Regions from separate parts of the Mus musculus genome. Here region 1 is linked to region 2. Evidence: chromatin loops called from intact Hi-C (ENCODE). Cell type or tissue: left cerebral cortex. All regions are shown on one strand. Each heading gives the region's core, and the rest is flanking DNA. Links, peaks and the distances in the headings are about the cores only. Region 1 has its middle 96 kb from the start of Gm39220. Region 2 has its middle 9.6 kb from the start of Gm39220.

Region 1 (8,343 bases), core at 252-8,251, 86 kb after region 2:
ACATGGTGGCTCACAACCATCTGTAGGGAGATCTGGCGCCCTCTTCTGGAGTGTCTGAAGGCAGCTACAGAGTACTTACAATAAATAAATAAATAAATAAATAAATAAATAAATAAATAAATAAATCTTTAAAAAAAAACAACTGGATCTGCTAGGGTTACATAGAGAAACCACATCTTAATAAATAATAATAAACTGTTTAAAATTGCAATAAAATAAAATAAAAAATAAATCAAATGGACCTAACAGATACTACAGAACATCCTACCCAACACTACAAAATGTACATTTTTTTTCAGCATCCCATGGAATATTCTCTATAATAGACCAATTTGGAGACACAAAGCAAGTCTCAAAAAATATTGAAAGTGAAAATAATGTCTGATATCCTATCTGACCACCATGGAATAAAGCTAGAAATTAAAAATAAAAGAAACACCAGGGAGGGAGAGAAACCAGAGCTCATAGGGCACAGACAGCACATTATTGGATAATAAGTGAGAGACTGAAGAAATCAAGAAGTACATTTTAAAAATTCCTGAGATTGGGTAAAAATGAAAGCAGGGCATACCAAAACCTGTGACATACAGTGAAGGCAGTCCAAAGAGGAAAGTCTTTAGCTCTAAATGACTACATTTTTAAAACCTGGGGGACTAGAGAGATGGATCAGCACTTAAGATCACTGGCTGGTCTTCCAGAGGACCTGGGTTTGATTCCTCACACCCATGTAGCAGCTCAAATCTATCTGTAACTCCAGTTTTCAGTTATCCAAAGCCTTCCTCTAGCCTCTGGGTCACTGCACACTCATGGTGCACAAACACACATGGAAACAAAACACATATGTACATAACATGATAAAAATAAAAGTAAAATTTAGTGCATGATGGATCTGCAGGTAAAGTCACCCACCACCAAGCCAGGTGCCCTGAGCTTGATTCCCAGCATCCACAGAGTAGAAAGAAAGAAACGACCCCTCCAAGTTGCATTCTGATCTCTACACATGCTCTGTGGCATGGAGACACACACATACAGAGAGAGATAGACAGAGACAGAGACAGATCATTAATATATGAAACAAAAATCTAAATCAGAGATAACTCAAATAAATAGCATAATGATGCACCCTAAAGCTTTCAAAAAATGAAAAGCAACTAAATTCCAAAGCAGCCCAATGCTGGTAGTATAGTGGCAAACATAGCTTCCTTCCAAGCACCAGAGTAGTAGAAAAAATAATAATTAGTACCAAGGCAGAAATTAATGAAATTGGAATGGGAAAAAATACAAAGAATCAATTAAACAAAGAGTTGGTTTATTTAAAAAGCAAAACAGGATTGACAAATCCATAGCTGATTTAAGCAGAAGAAAGAGGGAAGACCAAAAGTAAAAAAATTCAAGATGAAAGTGGGGACGTGATCACAGACACCAGTGAAATTCAGAAAATAATGAAATGCTATATATAAAAAAAAAAAACCTATTCCACTAAGTCGAAAGATCTAAAAGAAAAGGATATATTTCTAGATATGCATGGCATGCCAAAGATAAATGAAGAACAGATCAATAACAACAAGAAATGAGATCAAAGCAGTAGTAAAAAGAAAAAACTCTCCCCTCCCCCAAAGAAAAATCTATGTCCAAACAGATTTACAGCAAAATTCTCAAGACCTTTAAAGAACCAAAACCAGTACTTCTAAGATTATTCTGTGAAATTAAAAAAGAAAGAATATTCCCAAAGCCAGTACCACATAAATACCCAACACAGATAAAGACACAGGAAAAGAACCACAATTATCTTACAATAGAGAGCCACACACACCATGTTCCTTGCTGCCCTCTTCACAGTAGCTGAGAAATGGAATCAGCCTAGATCTCCATCAACTGGTGAATGGATGTTGAAAATGTGGTACATTTAAATAATAGACTCAGTTATGAAAACTGCAGGAAAATAGAACTCAAAACAATATATTCTGAGTGAGGTAACCCAGCCCCTGCCCCCCCCCCAGCAAAGATAAATTCCATGTGTTCTCTCTCATATGTGGATCATAGTTTTGAAATTATCTTTTGAGTGTCTGTAGAGACCAGGAAGCAAGATAGGGGCCGTGAGGGAAGAGATGCCTGAACGGGGGTGCATGTAATAGAACTCATGTGAAATGAAAGGGGGAGCAATAGAGGGGTGGTAAGGTTTAAATGACGAAAGGAAAAGGGTAAAAGAAATGGGAGGGTGAGCTAAAATTAAGGTTGTGGGGAGACATACGGAAACTTACTTATTTTGTGGTTTTAAGAGCTTTTGAATGGAGATACACTACACTAGGGTGGATAATACTAATCCCAGCAGCCATGGGTACTCAAATGAAAACCTCAGTATCAGGTATGGGATGCCTCTGTATAAGCTCTTGGTCAGAAAGAATCCAGAGGCCTTGAAAACAGCACCAACAGAGACCTTGTCATTATCCTCCTGAACCAGGTGGCAAGACCTCGTTGCCGAAAATGCCACAGATCTTGGATGAAGGATGTAGAGAAATAAAGCTGGAACTGAATTGCAAGTTCCCTCTCTGCTCCCTAGATCTAGTTCACTGTGACAGGGGGAGCCATGTTGGCTGCTGGAGGAGAAGACTCAACAATCTATGCAACAGTTTATCTTATAAGTTTATCTACAATACAGTTAACAGTTAACAGTTTATCTACAATAATAATCTGCCGGGCCAGATATGTTCTCTGGTACAGTATTGGCATGGCTGATATAGAGATACCAAACTCCATCTGAGTAGATTTGAGACCCACTCCAAAGGAGGAAATTCATACCTTGTACTATAGTCAAAATACAAAAATCTCAGCCAAAATCCTATGAGTAGGGAGGTCACAGTCCCTAGGGAATCACTATTGTTTTGCTAATTTGACATGACGTCAAACTGCCTTCTAAATATTTTCATTTCTGATCACAGACCAATGCCTGGATCTCTTAGCCTTGGTTTCTCTGTGCAGTAAAAGACAGTGTGACTGCAGAGATGCACAGCTGCTTAAGGGTCTGAAATTTAGTGATTGCGGTATATTCAGCCCCAAACAAGGCATTTGTACCACCACTTCTAAGGTTCAGGGGATGTCTCAGAAGAGGAGATAAGAAAAAATGTAAGATCTGGGTGGCAGGGGGCAGGGGTTGGGGGGGGGGTGGGTTGTAAATCATTATCTTCTAAGCACAATGCCATCATTGAAATCATGAACTCATAGAAGCTGAAGTTGCCTGCACTGGGCCTGCATAAGACTAGGCAGTCACCAGTCAGTCATGGATGGGGGAGGGGCTCCTGGGGCTCTACCCTTCCCTGGGGAACTACTGGCAATGGATGCTGGGAGAATTATTGTCTCTAGTTGTATACCCACTGGGAAGCCTGCCAGACTCTAGGAGATCATTCCACACCTACTGTCACATGAATAACCTTGGTGAAACTCAGTCACGAAAAAAAAGACTCCAATGTGGGAAGAGATTTATAGGGAAGATGGTGGGAGGGAGATAGAGAGGGTGTGGAGATGAGAGTAATCAGTGCATTATATACACGTTGAAGTCATAGTGGAATAAATTTAGTTAATAAAAAAAACAGAAAACTCAAATTTTAACTCAAATCTGAGGTCAGGAGAGCAAGTCCATCACTTGTAGTCTATTAGCAGAGTTCCCTCTTGCCTGGCTTTCTGTTGCATGCAGACCTTTCGGTGATTAGACCTGGCCTCCCACACTGGGGAGGACAGTCTGCTTGCCTCAGTCCTACCCAGGCAAGTGTTAACCTCATCTAAACACTTCTTTGCATGGTCACTTATGATAATGTTTGACTGATTATCTGGGCCCTACGAGGCCCAGTCAAGTTGCCACACATGATTATCCTACTGCTGCCTTGCCATGTTTAGCTCATAGTCAAAGCTGCCCATCTGCTCCTCAACTGTGAATTGTATATCCAAGCATTTCTCATTCGGCTCTGCTGACCTCTTAGCTGCCTGACTCCTCTTAAATCTGTGAGTCTCTTAGACCATTTTAATTGTCTTCATCTCCTCAGTACCAGAAAAAGTTATGTCCTATGCAAGTTAAGTCCTTTTTAACAGCATTTCTTGGATGGATGGATAGATGGATGGATGGATGGATGGATGGATGGATGGATGGATGGATGGATGCATAGATGCATAGATGGATGCATAGATGGATGCATAGATGTATGCATAGATGGATGCATGGATGGATGCATGGATGGATGCATAGATGGATGAGTAGATGCAAGGAGAGATGGTAAGTGGATGGAGGATAGATGGATGCACACATGCATGGATGGTGGATGGCAGATGGATGGATGCATGCATGCATGGATGAATGGATGCATGAAAAGATAGATGATGGATGGATGGGTGGGTGGATGGATGGATGGATGGATGATAGATGGATGGATGGATAGAATTTCCTAGAATAATGTGATATTGAATACAGGATAAACTGACTAGAGACATTCTGGCAACTCTGGAATTGGGTCTTCAGAGAAATAAATTTTTAGCCTGTACTTTTACTGAGTAAATGGTTATCTCAACATCAGGACCAAATATTAAATATATCAGAATGGTTAGTAAAGAGCATGTGGCTGGTAGTGGTTTTCACATGCATGGTTTCCCACAGAAAAGGTAACTCTTGCAATACCTTCTACCCTTCTGTGCTTCTCAGTGATGAAGTTGCCCTGTTGTAATTGATGAGAAGATTCAGGTTGCCTAGTTCACAATTAACATGGTTGCCTTTAGCAGTCTCATTTTGTCCTAAGAATGCCAATGTAGTATTTCAGTTGATCCAACTTCCCAGATCCTCTGACATATAATGCTATATAGATTTCACAGGACAAAGAAATGGTTCTAGAAACTTCTGTAACTTAAATCTCATGTAAAATAGACTAGGAAACAAGATTTCAGACCTGTAGAGTCTAGCTCAGAGGTCCCAAAGCATTAACTCAGAGGATATGTTACAATGTTATTGCAAAGTTAGAATAAACTCCTAGCTAAGAAACACTTTTGCGAAGGGCAAAGTCAGGATATCTTTTAAAATCGTTTTTTACCATTACTTTTCCTGATGGGCAATCCCTGGTGGTCGAAGCCTGAGAGGTCTCATAACTAACCTAAGAAAATTTCTAAGCAGTCTTTACAAATTCATATTTTATAGCTTGGACATACACCCCATCTCAGAGGGAAGTAGAAGAAATCCTAGCCACTATCGATGTTTCTTATCAATAATGATAAATAGAGAATGATGTGCAGCAGAGGCAAGAGACGGCCAAAATCTGCTGAATGAGGAAACACAGAACTTCCTTCCTTAGAAAAGTCCTGATGAAAGTATCAGGAAAAAAATCCCCAGAGCATCAGCACAGCAGCTGCCCAACAGCCATGAAAGGATAAATTCCCAGCATCCACACCTAGAGACAACCCATTTCCCTCTGTGTTCAGCAAGGGTGGTCCAAGATATCTGTCTCGAGAGAACGCTGGTTTTGAGCAGTCAGAGGCATTGAGATCACGGAAAGACATACTGTCATTCCACATGCATTTCTCCAAAAGAAGAATCAGGGGAGCCAATTCTGAATGTTCTCCAAAGTCCCACCACCAATCTGTCAAAGGATCTGTGGAGAGAGGGAGAGGGAGAGGGAGAGGGAGAGGGAGAGGGAGAGGGAGAGTGAGAGTGAGAGGGAGAGGGAGAGGGAGAGGGAGAGGGAGAGGGAGAGGGAGAGGGAGAGGGAGAGGGAGAGGGTAGAGGGAGAGGGGAGAGGGAGAGGGTAGAGGGAGAGGGGAGAGGGAGAGGGAGAGGGAGAGGGAGAGGGAGAGGGAGAGGGAGAGGGAGAGGGAGAGGGAGAGGGAGAGGGAGAGGGAGAGGGAGAGGGAGAGGGAGAGGGAGAGGGAGAGGGAGAGGGAGAGGGAGAGGGAGAGGGAGAGAAACATTCGAGACCACTATTTCAGAAAATGGAGACTTCCATGGTTTTGAGTCAACTGATGCTGAGGTATAGAACCTTAAGGATTAAACATACTTTCATTTTCATTTGCGTACCTCACCACAGACACACATGTGTATCTCCCTGAATTTGTGAACAGACTATCTGGAATCTGTTTGGATCATTCCTAGAGGGTGTGCAGCCAGTGTTATGAATGTGTTATTATAGCTGATGTCCTGTCACCTGTCACACAGAAGCTCCCAGAGCTGGTCCCCTCCATTCTTTGGGAAATGGAAAGCTCTTTGACTGGCTTCACTGTTGATACTGTTCTGTCTACCTTTGACATCTTTCAAGATGTCTTTCAACCTTTTCTTCTGCCTAGAAATTACATCTTCCAATTGCCTTCTCTGTTCCTTTCTTGTACAAGCCCCAACCCGTGGGCCATCTCCAGGCTCCTACTTGTTTTGTGACTATTGTTGGCATACACCCATGCTCACACCTTTCTGCCTTGTCCGTGAGCATCTTTGTATACAGCAAGCCAGTCTAAGCACCAGAGACTGAAGCTAAATAACCCCATGAGCTTGCGCTATACCTTCTGTCCTTTCCAGAAAGTTTGCGAGCCTTTGTTTCAGATTCGTAGGCGAGTCAGGATCTTTGCTGGAGTGAGGGAGACACCTTCCCACTCCTGGATAAAATAATTTGATAACTAGAATGCTCTTGATAGCCAACAGTGGCTAATGATGCAGCGTCGAACCTAATTTTCAAATAAAAGGAAATCTTAGATTTTATCCTGCTTTGTTTTGGGTGGGGGTGGGAGGAGATGGCCCATGTAGCCCAGGCTAGTCATCACTATCTAGTTAAGTGCTAGGATTACAGGCTTGTGTCACTGTACCTGACTTAGGTGGTGCTGGGTATGAAACCCAGGGCTTTGTGTACACTAGGCAAATACTCTACCAACTAAGCTAAACCCTTAGCAGCAGTCAACCACAAATTTTAGAAGCTAGAATGCCTTGATATTTGACATTTGATTCCAATGTGCTTGAAGCAGCTATCTGCCTTGACCCAGGTGGTTATACCTCACTCTGATAGAGAGGAGTCCTTCTGTCTTCTGTTCATTAAGCGCCAGCTAGCCCCAGCCTTGAAGTACAGCTGGTGTCACTGACTTAACAAGAACGCAAAAGGAAGGCAGACAAGAGAGAATCAGAAAGTCACCAAATTCAAAAACAAAATTATGGGGCCAACATGATGGTCATCAACATGATCTGATGCCACCAAGCTTGACAGCCTGACTTTCATCCCCAGGAGTCACAGGGTAGAAGGAGAAAACCAACTCCAACACGTCCACATGCATACCATGACACATGCATACATGCACACACATATGCATGTGCATATGCATACACATGTACAAGCACATGCTACATGTGCACATACACACATATTCACTCATGAATGCACATACAAATAAATACAATTTTAAATTATTAATAAAGTAATTAAATTACAGGCCAGTGAAATGGTTCTGTGAGCAAAGGCTCTTGCTGTACAAGCCTGGCAACCTGGAACTCATGGGGGAGAAGGAGAAAACTGGCTGCCACAAGTTGTCTTCTGATCTCCGTAAATACAGACAAAAATAATAAATATAAAAATAAAATTATAAGGAAGAACAACTAAGTCAAATCTCTCTCTGAAATGTGCAGAGGAAGAGGCAAGCATGTGCTTTTAAAATGAGCAAGATGGCTTAGCAGTTAAGAGCACTGGCTGCTCTTCCAGAGGACCAGGGTTCAGTTCCCAGCACCTATCTAGCCATTCATACTGTCTGTAAATTCACTTCCAGGGGATCTCTTCTCTTCTGATCGCTGCTGGTTGGTCTTGCACTCAGATAGTGTATAGACATATGTGCAGAAAAATAAAACACCTATACATATAAAAATAAATAAAATTTTTAAGTAAGAATGGCAGGCTCTGTTGGTAGGATACTACTTGCTTACCTAGTATGTAGGAAGCAGCCCTGGGTTGATTATTCCCAAAGACCACACAAACGTGATGCAGGGATGCATGCCTGTAATCCCAGGAGTGTCAGAAGGTCAAGGTCATCCTTAGCTGTATATATTTGAAGTTGAGATTAGCCTGGGCTATATGAGACCCAATCTAAAGAAAAAGTGAGGGGAGGAAGGGAAGGAGTGAAGGAGAGAGGAGTGGAGGGCAGGAAAGGGGGAGAGGGAGAGGGAGAGAGAGAGGGAGAGAGAGAGAGAGGCAGCATACTGTTGTGACCCAGAGTAAATTGCAGCGGGGGAGGGGGACTGCAACATAGGCAGCATATGGTATTCCTTGCACACAGGATAATTAAGCAGTGCCTTGGAAAGGGCATGTGCACCCCTCTTCTATGGCCTGACGGCTGGTTTCTATCAGT
Region 2 (8,343 bases), core at 330-8,329:
GCTTTGTTCTTCAGTACATCTTTCTTTTATCTCCTACCCACAATGCCTAACACGTGACACTCAAATAAATACTTGTTGAATGAATGAATGAATCCATGAGCTATCACCTGACAGTAAGTGTAGCAAACTCTTTGGAATCTACACAATCCCTTAGGCTCAATGCCTGACAACCATATTGAAATCACAAACTTGTCTGTTCAAGACAACTGAGCTCATCAGACTGGCCCCATCAGCTCCAGAATTTAGCTGAATTATAACTGCCAAGTGCTGCTGTGGCTACATGAGGTGGTTAGAAACAGAGGCAGTGAGGTCAACACTAAGAAGGAAGGAGAGCTAATTTCCCTCCAGGGAGTGACAGAGAAAGGCAGAAAAGCCAGGTACCTGGGTTGGTGGTATTTTTTCCTGTCCCAGCCCACCAAGGATTTCAAACATACACTCATACTCTTGCAATAAATTCCTTTTCTTATTCATGCTAGCTTGTATGGACCTCTGCCCCTTACAACTACAACAGCCCTAACCAAGAAGATCTGAAAAGTCGTTCCTGGTGCCAATGATAAATGTGTTTGACTTCATCAAAGTGATATTCTGATGGATCTGCGGTCAAATGCGAATGCTTGTCTTTTTTGCACTTTGTTGGTTCATTTAGAATCGCTTGGGTCCGGGGTTCGCTCTGTGATTTGAAGACAGGGCTCTTTCTGTGCCTTTTTCAGATGATAATGCAGACGAAATTTTCAGCCCAGCCCTCCATCAAACCAACATCATCTCGAGGAGGCATAATTATGGCTGCTATTTGGCTGGCTCCTAATGGAAGACAAAGCAAACAGTGCGCTAAGAAGTTATTTTCAATGATGACACTTCAAACAACACAGAGAAGGGGGCCAGCCAGCAAGTCGGAACTCCTGTAGCCCAATCTGTAGCATTCTGTCCTCAGAGGTCCTACCCCATGATAAGGACTGACAGTAGCTTTCCTTTGGTGGGTGAGTTGCAGTTACTCTAGCAGGCTATGAAATGGTTCCTGCTGGACCTGAGTGATCCAAACAAATTTTTAAAAAAAGATCTTGATTAGCAAAGAATCATACTCAACAATAGCTACTTCAGGATCAACTGGTAACATTGATATAAAACAGAGGCCAGGGTCTGCTTTCATTCATTTTTGTTGTTTCTTTGTAAGTGCAACTGTCCAAGGCCACAGCAGAAAAATGTATCTTCAAGTTCCTATTCAGTTGTGTGGCTGCTTTGAAGTTCAAAATTATGCAAATATTAGAGGGGCTAAGGCGGGATGTGACTCGGTGATGGGATGCTTGCTTAGCATGTGCAAGGTTCTGGGATCAATTCTCAATACACCCCCACCCAACACACACACACACACACACACACACACACACACAGAGTACAAATTTTTCCAAATGTTAAAAACTGTAAAAGTCATTACCGATGGTAATGCATTCTCGTTTGATGCTGCACACCCGGGGAGGGGTATAATTAGAGAACAGTTGGTCTGTAGTCCAATTATTTAGCCACTCTGCTTCATGAGAGAGAAATTTGGCTTAGTCAGAAAAACATCAAACTGCACGACACATCCTACTGCTGTAAAATAATTGTGTTTCACATACACAGTAAATGTGTCTGAAAAGTGGGAGGATACGAGAAAATAGCTTCAAGACATGCAGGAGACTTGGCTGCCATCAAGCTTTCGAACACCGTGGGTTTTTTTTTTCCTCCCAAACATTGCATAAGGCTCGCAGAGACAATTGGGTTTGTGTGTAAATACAATTGACTGGTTCTCGTCCCAGAGACCCTGCTTCCCACTCTCCAGCTAATACTATTTCCCTTTTTGTTCCGCCTCATTACTTCAAGCTTCCCTTACAGTTCTAAAGCTAAGTAATTTCTCTCTCTACTCTCTTTCTGCACCTTTACAAATATTTGCAAACGGTTAGCATGCCCTATCCTGGTACTTAACAATGAAGCAAAAAACCCCCTCGGTGTCTTTAACACTTAATAACTAGGCCAGTGTCTTAACTGCTTCTCTCTCCTACAATTTCAGCTGTCTAACATGTTATGGTAATTATCTGGTGCATTCCTCTACAGCGCAATGTTGAATTCAAAATTCTCTTTGCACTCCTTAGACAATTCTGGGTTGGTTGAAATTGCTCTATGCTGTTATCAAAGCCACCATAAACATATGGGGGGGGGAGCCTTTACTGAGTCCTGGATATTAGGAGAGCATGGTCACAAGACAGTGAGCAGTAGAGGCAGATCTGGTCTACTGTGTGGCCATGAGCAGATGACTAATTCTGTGGATCTTGTTTGTTTAAAGAGTTCACACATCTTGTCACTGGGATGTCTTCTAGATCCCGGTAGCCTGGTTTTCGAGCATCCCTTTGAAGACTAAGGTCAGTCAAGTCGTTCCTTTCTAGAAGCCTGTACTTGTGTCTGAGCCTTACAATGAAACCAAACTCCAAGCCTGCCAAAGCCTCGCCCACCCAGGGTTCTAGCTTTTCCTATACAGCTTCCTTCATCCTTTCCCATCTGTTTCAGACTCGATTCATCCCAATAAGAGTTGGAGACAAGGATTTGAGTCCAAGACATTTGAGTGAGAAGAAACTAATAAGGGAATGAGGAGGTGACAATGGAAGGAAACCAGGATAGAGTGTGTTATTGAGGAGCTTGTCACGATGAGCAATCAAAGTTTGATCCCACAGAGGTCTCCTGGTATACAGCAAAAAGTACTCAGCCTGCCTTGAGTTATCCCACTGAAGGATAGCCCCCATTCACAGAAACTCATGGACTCCCACAATCTTGCCATGTTGTCTTAGTTAGGGTTTCCATTGCTGTGAAGAGACAGCATGACCAAGGCAATTCTTATAAGGGACAACATTTAATAGGGGCTGGCTTACACTTTCAGAGGTTCAGTCTGTTATCATCAAGGCAGGAAGCATGGCAGTGTGTGGGCAGACATGGTGCTGAAGGAGCTGAGAGTTCTACATCTTGATCCAAAGCCAGTCAGAATAAGCCTGACTTCCAGTCAACTAGGAGGAGGGTCTCCAAGCCCACCTCCCACTGTGATACACCTACTTCTACAAGACCACACCTCCTAATAATGCCATTCCCTGGGCCAAGCATATTGAAACCACCACACATGCCCAGTCTGATGATGTAGTATGCCAGAAAAAGCCATCCTGGACTCAGGGTTGCTGAAAAAGTATCTCATGGATACAGGTAGGATCCAGCACTCTGCTCCACTGGCTGCTAAAATCCAGCTTTATGTGTTTTCCAGTTCTTTTCTCTTAAGGCCTATGTACAAATAGACCTCTCTGATTGGACATTTCACAAATAATCTTCTCAGTATGACATCTCTTTCTCCACTAAGTCTTCCCTGGGCTTCTTCATTACCATGCTCTCCAATGCTTTGCACAATTATTTTGATTTATTTTGCACTGTCTCCTTGTACCAGGTTATAAGCTGCACTTGGTCTGGAATCATGGATGTTTCATTTGCTGATGTGAAGCCAGCAAACAATAAATAAATGGCTGTTACTTTCTACATTGTTCTTTGTAGCATGTAGTTTGGCCTATACCGCTTTGTGTTCTTGGCTGGTCCCATGCATGCATCTGTCCAGGGGCTATCTCAGATCCATGAATAGAAAACACACACACACACACACACACACACACACACACACACACACACACACACACACACATACACACACACACACACACACACCAATTATTCTTAAAATGTCTTGGCTAACTTAAATGTCTGGGGATACCTAAACCTTCCCTTGACCAGTTGGGGAAGAAGCCACATGGTGGTTGGCTTTTCTCCTGTGGCTACTCTGTCCCTTTCTTCCCCATCTCTGATTCTCCTTGCATCCTACCCATACAACTCCCATGCTCAGCCATTGGCTATTAACACCTTTACTGATAGATCAAAAACCAGTTGAGGGCAAGGACCTTTTGTGTCAGTAAACACAGATCCCCGATTAAATCAAAGCATGAGAACTACCTACCTACAATTCTCACATGAGTAGATTTTTGAAAGCCTACAATTTGTGGGAAAACAATCCATAAAAACTAAACATGGTTTAGTGGGATAGAAAACTTTCTTTCATGAGGCTCTGTATTGAAAAGGACTCATTTTGTGGTCTCCTATAGGTGGCTTGTAGGTACTTCAGCTTTTGTGACTTAATAAGGATGTCAGCAGATACAAGCAGGGTTTTAGGATATTAAAGATTCGGAGATGGGTCTTCAACCTCAGGTCCCCGTGCTTGAGGCAATAATGGTGATAATCCGGGCATCTGAGGATTTTGCTCAACCTCGCTGATTCTTCTGTATCTGTGGTTAGGTGTTTATTTTGCAGCCTTTGCATTTTGAACATGCTGTGAAACACATGTCGAGATCAGAGGACCAATTGCTAGAGTCAGTTCTCCTTTCCATTGTGTGGGTCCCAGGGACTGAATTCAGGTCATCAAGCTTGCAAGTAAGCACTTGACCTGTTGAGACATCTACTGGTTGAAATTTCTTAAATATCACCTAAGGACCAATAAGCTTCCAGTCTATTAGTTGAGAAAAACAAAAGGATCCTTGTATATATTCTATGTACTCATAAAATTCTTTGGTTTAACTTTTTAACGATAATGACTAGACCACAAATACAGTGCTACAAAGCTCTGCAAACTGAACCTGTTTCTTTGTCTACAAAAAGTGGTGACTTTAGGTAAAAATCAAGGATGTCAAACAACTGCTGAGTCACTATTAGCTAAACCTATGCTCACAGCATACAGCACTAATTAATAGTTTCACTCCTTCACTGATCCAAAATGTGATCTTAGAAACCTGGCAGGAGGTCAACATTGCAGATAACAAGCTACACTGAAAGACTGGTGATATGACAGTGGGATTACACGTGACACCAGAAAAACATTTCACTTTTGTGATATTTTTCTCCAACACCCATAACTCCAGTGTAATCATGAGAAAACAAAACAAAATACCACAATAGTAAACTTCAAAGCTGTCACCAAAAAGAAAGTAGAAAGATGTGAAACTCTTACATATCAGAAAACAGAAAGGGGGGCTGGAGAGATGTCTCAATGGTTAAGAGCTCTGACTGCTCTTCCAGAGGTCCTGAGTCCAATTCCCAGCAACTTCATGGTAGCTCACAACCATCTGTAATGGGATCCGATGCCCTCTTCTGGTGTGTCTGAAGATAGTGACAGTGTCCTCACATATATAAAATAAATAAATCTTTTAAAAAAAGAAAGAAAGAAAGAAAGAAAGAAAGAAAGAAAGAAAGAAAGAAAGAAAGAAAGAAAGAAAGAAAGAAAGAAAGAAAGAAAGAAAGAAAGGAAACCAGAAAGGGGATATAACAACTAAGTGTGATACAGTATCTTGTTTTTATTTGGTTGGTTAGTATTTTGTCCGGGCACAAGTTTGAGCCTACAACTTAAGCATGCTGGCCAAGCACTTTGCCACTGAGCTATATCCCCAGCAACAATATAATACCTTGAATAAGATCCTGGGTCAGGAAAAAGCACTAGTAAAAGAAAAGGTAGCCAGATGAAATCAAACTAAAGTCTGGAGTTTCTAATTTCTTAATTTCAACAAATACAAAGTTTGTTATCTGGTAGATTAGCATTTGTGGGAGAAAGTTTTGCATATATGAGAATTTGTATTATTGTAGTAAATTTTCTATAAATCTAAAATTATTCAAAAATCAAAAGGCTACATTTTGACCAAGTAAGCTGTATACCCTCATTATCAGTTATGAGCATGTTCAATGTACGTAACCTCTCTGTCTCTCCTTTTCCATAATTTAAGTATCTTTCTTCTTTTCAAATATTTTGCTGCAGATAAAGAACACTGAAATTAAATGCTTACTATCAAAACTTGTGGTTAGAACATCTAGCTTGGGGCATGTAATAGGAAATAAATGATCCTGCCAAACTCAGTGTTATTCTTTCCCACATTCAAATAATTTAAGAGTTGATCTACTGCCATAGACTTCCTTAAATTAATGTCTTTTAAAATATAATTAATTTTCAAAATATCTTTCACTTACGCTCAAATTTAATTGCAAAGTTTGAGATCTGGGCATAGGCAGAATTTATTGAGTCCTTTTGATGCTAAAAAGCACTGCTGCCCTTAACACCAGCAATGAACTAAATTGCCGCAAATCTTGTACTAATGCCCTCCAGATGACATGTGCACTGTGAGAGTCTTAGAAAGATGCATGCAGCTTTTCCCTTGAAGACACATGCCAAGAAGAGGACTCACGCTTTCTGTGTACTTATGGATCCCATAACTCACTGTCTAGGTGAAATGGGCTGCTTTTGAAAACTTAGAGACCACAACCTTCACTTTTCAGATTGTAGAGCTAGCAGATTTCATTTACAGTATATTGCAACAAGTCCCTGGGAGTTTCTGCCAGAGCCTGTAAATCAGAAACAGTTAAGAAAAATGTTCAAGAGAATTTCCTATTTCTGCAGACAGAGAAGGTTGAAAAATATCAGAGGTAGAGTTATGTGGTGTGAAATGATGCTTTCTAAGGGGCTCTTTTGAGCAGTTTATTAAGAATTTGTCAAAGACATTCCTAGCACTCATCAGTGAATTAGACATGTATTAAATGCTTATTGTAGCATTTAAAGATCATGATACTTACCACTTAGAATCTACTTAACACGCTCAAAACATTTTCAATACTAATTAAATATCCTCCCACGTGTATCTGTGTAGAGAAATAAGCATTTAGAGGAGGAAGAAATACCTAGACACCCAAATAAAAAAAATCCATCAAAGAAGACTTGGGAAGTGGAGCACGATATTAAATATGTAAGGCAAAAGCATAGCATCTTGAATTCCAGCCAGAAGTCTAAGCTAGGTCCCCAAACAACCATTTGGAGTTCAATCTTTTCATCAAAATGAGCCTTTGTGCTTTTTTGTCTTCCTAAAGTTTTAGCTGCCCTAGACAGACTCTTTTGAGGGTTAGGCTAATTAGGTGGAGCAAACAGAGAAAACTAGTAATTCTGTCTTCCCAAAAGGAGGTTTGTCCTCTCAGAGTCTGGTGCAATGGATACAGTTCAGACTTTTCAGGCTCCCTGATTTCCTCTTTCTTTATGTTTTCAGATTTTCAAACGTACATGTTCCTTCCCGATGGGATTGGCACTTTGGTAGAGAGAATAACCATTGGGGAGTTGACCTTCATGGGTAGTTGTTTTCTACTTGAGAATATGAGGCACGCGTGCAAAATCTAGACAATGCATGTATGAGCCAGGCAAGCAGCATAGGACTACGTGGGGGGAGGTGGAGACTTGTGGGAAGGAGAATGGAGGAGGTGGGGGAAGCAAAGATGAATCTAGTGCTTCCTCTCATCTGCGGAGTCTAGACTTTAAAATATATACAGGAAGGCAAATGTGAAGCTATGTAGACAAAGAGACCAGCAGCAAGAGGGGCAAGAATGGGCTGGCCAACTTGCAGGAAAAGAAAACCTAGAACTAGTCTCACTCAGATTGACCGTGCTAGCATCCTGTTCCATGGAATCAGCCTACTTTATCCAGAAGTACATAGAACTGTTTTAGCATTTTCCAAAAACTCTATGTTATTTGAGAATACAGAAATGCTGGGAGCCATATGAGCAACTGGTTCAGCTCTAACCCATATGACCTTGGCCTAGCTGCCTATATCCAAGAAGATTGGGTTTGCTATCAAAAGTGTAGGTGTTGCTGGAAGCATCCCTTCTTTGAGGATAATTCGGATAAGATATGAGATGAGACATACATAATGCCTAGCTCAGGCCAAGTAACCACAAATACTGTCTACTATTATGATAGGCATGTAAAGGGGTTGCCGGAGCCTTATTGCTTCTGTGTGGCTGGTGGAAAGGCAGTGCAGCATCACCTGGTAGGTCAGAAGACATAATCTCAGGTCTTTTTCTGGGTCTACTAAGATAGAATCTGTATTTTAACATGGTCCCAGACCACAATATAGGGGGAAACCCACAAAACCTCAGGTAAAGTCTGCATTTCTAATAAGCTCTCTTCTTCCTTGCTTCTGGACCGTAGCCTATACTTAGGGTAGCACATCAGAGTTTGAGAGGCGCTGCCTTGACAAATTTGTGTTTCTGTCCCTCTCAGATGCACAGGAAGAAGTAGTTCCAAGACTGGCTTGTTCAAGTCACACACCCAGGCACAGCAGATCTGACTCTTTCTTCTGAATAAAAGGTTTGGGTCACAAATTGTCAGAGCAACGTAGTTCTCAATGAGCACACTGGGTGGTTTGAAATGGACCGTCAACCAAATACTGGGCTTCTGTACGCATGTCAAGGTGAGCCACTAAATGCTTG

Evidence for each region. Hi-C counts contacts between places; a loop is a spot of excess contacts. Peaks named below come from ENCODE experiments on the same cell type or tissue, not always from the same donor. Only the 100,000 strongest peaks of a DNase experiment are listed, where the experiment ranks them.
Region 1: it touches region 2 in a loop (2.2-fold over the local background); 4 of 42 quality-filtered maps call a loop at or near these places.

What each region holds. Positions count from the first base shown.
Region 1 is chr8:90,627,674-90,636,016 of GRCm38, forward strand. No RefSeq gene overlaps it. Among named protein-coding and RNA genes, the nearest start is that of Gm39220, 96 kb to the left of the region's middle. In left cerebral cortex, for the core only: no CTCF peak of the experiment used is centred there; a DNase peak (open chromatin) is centred at 3,364.
Region 2 is chr8:90,541,268-90,549,610 of GRCm38, forward strand. No RefSeq gene overlaps it. Among named protein-coding and RNA genes, the nearest start is that of Gm39220, 9.6 kb to the left of the region's middle. In left cerebral cortex, for the core only: a CTCF peak has its summit at 4,147; DNase peaks (open chromatin) are centred at 1,623 and 2,428.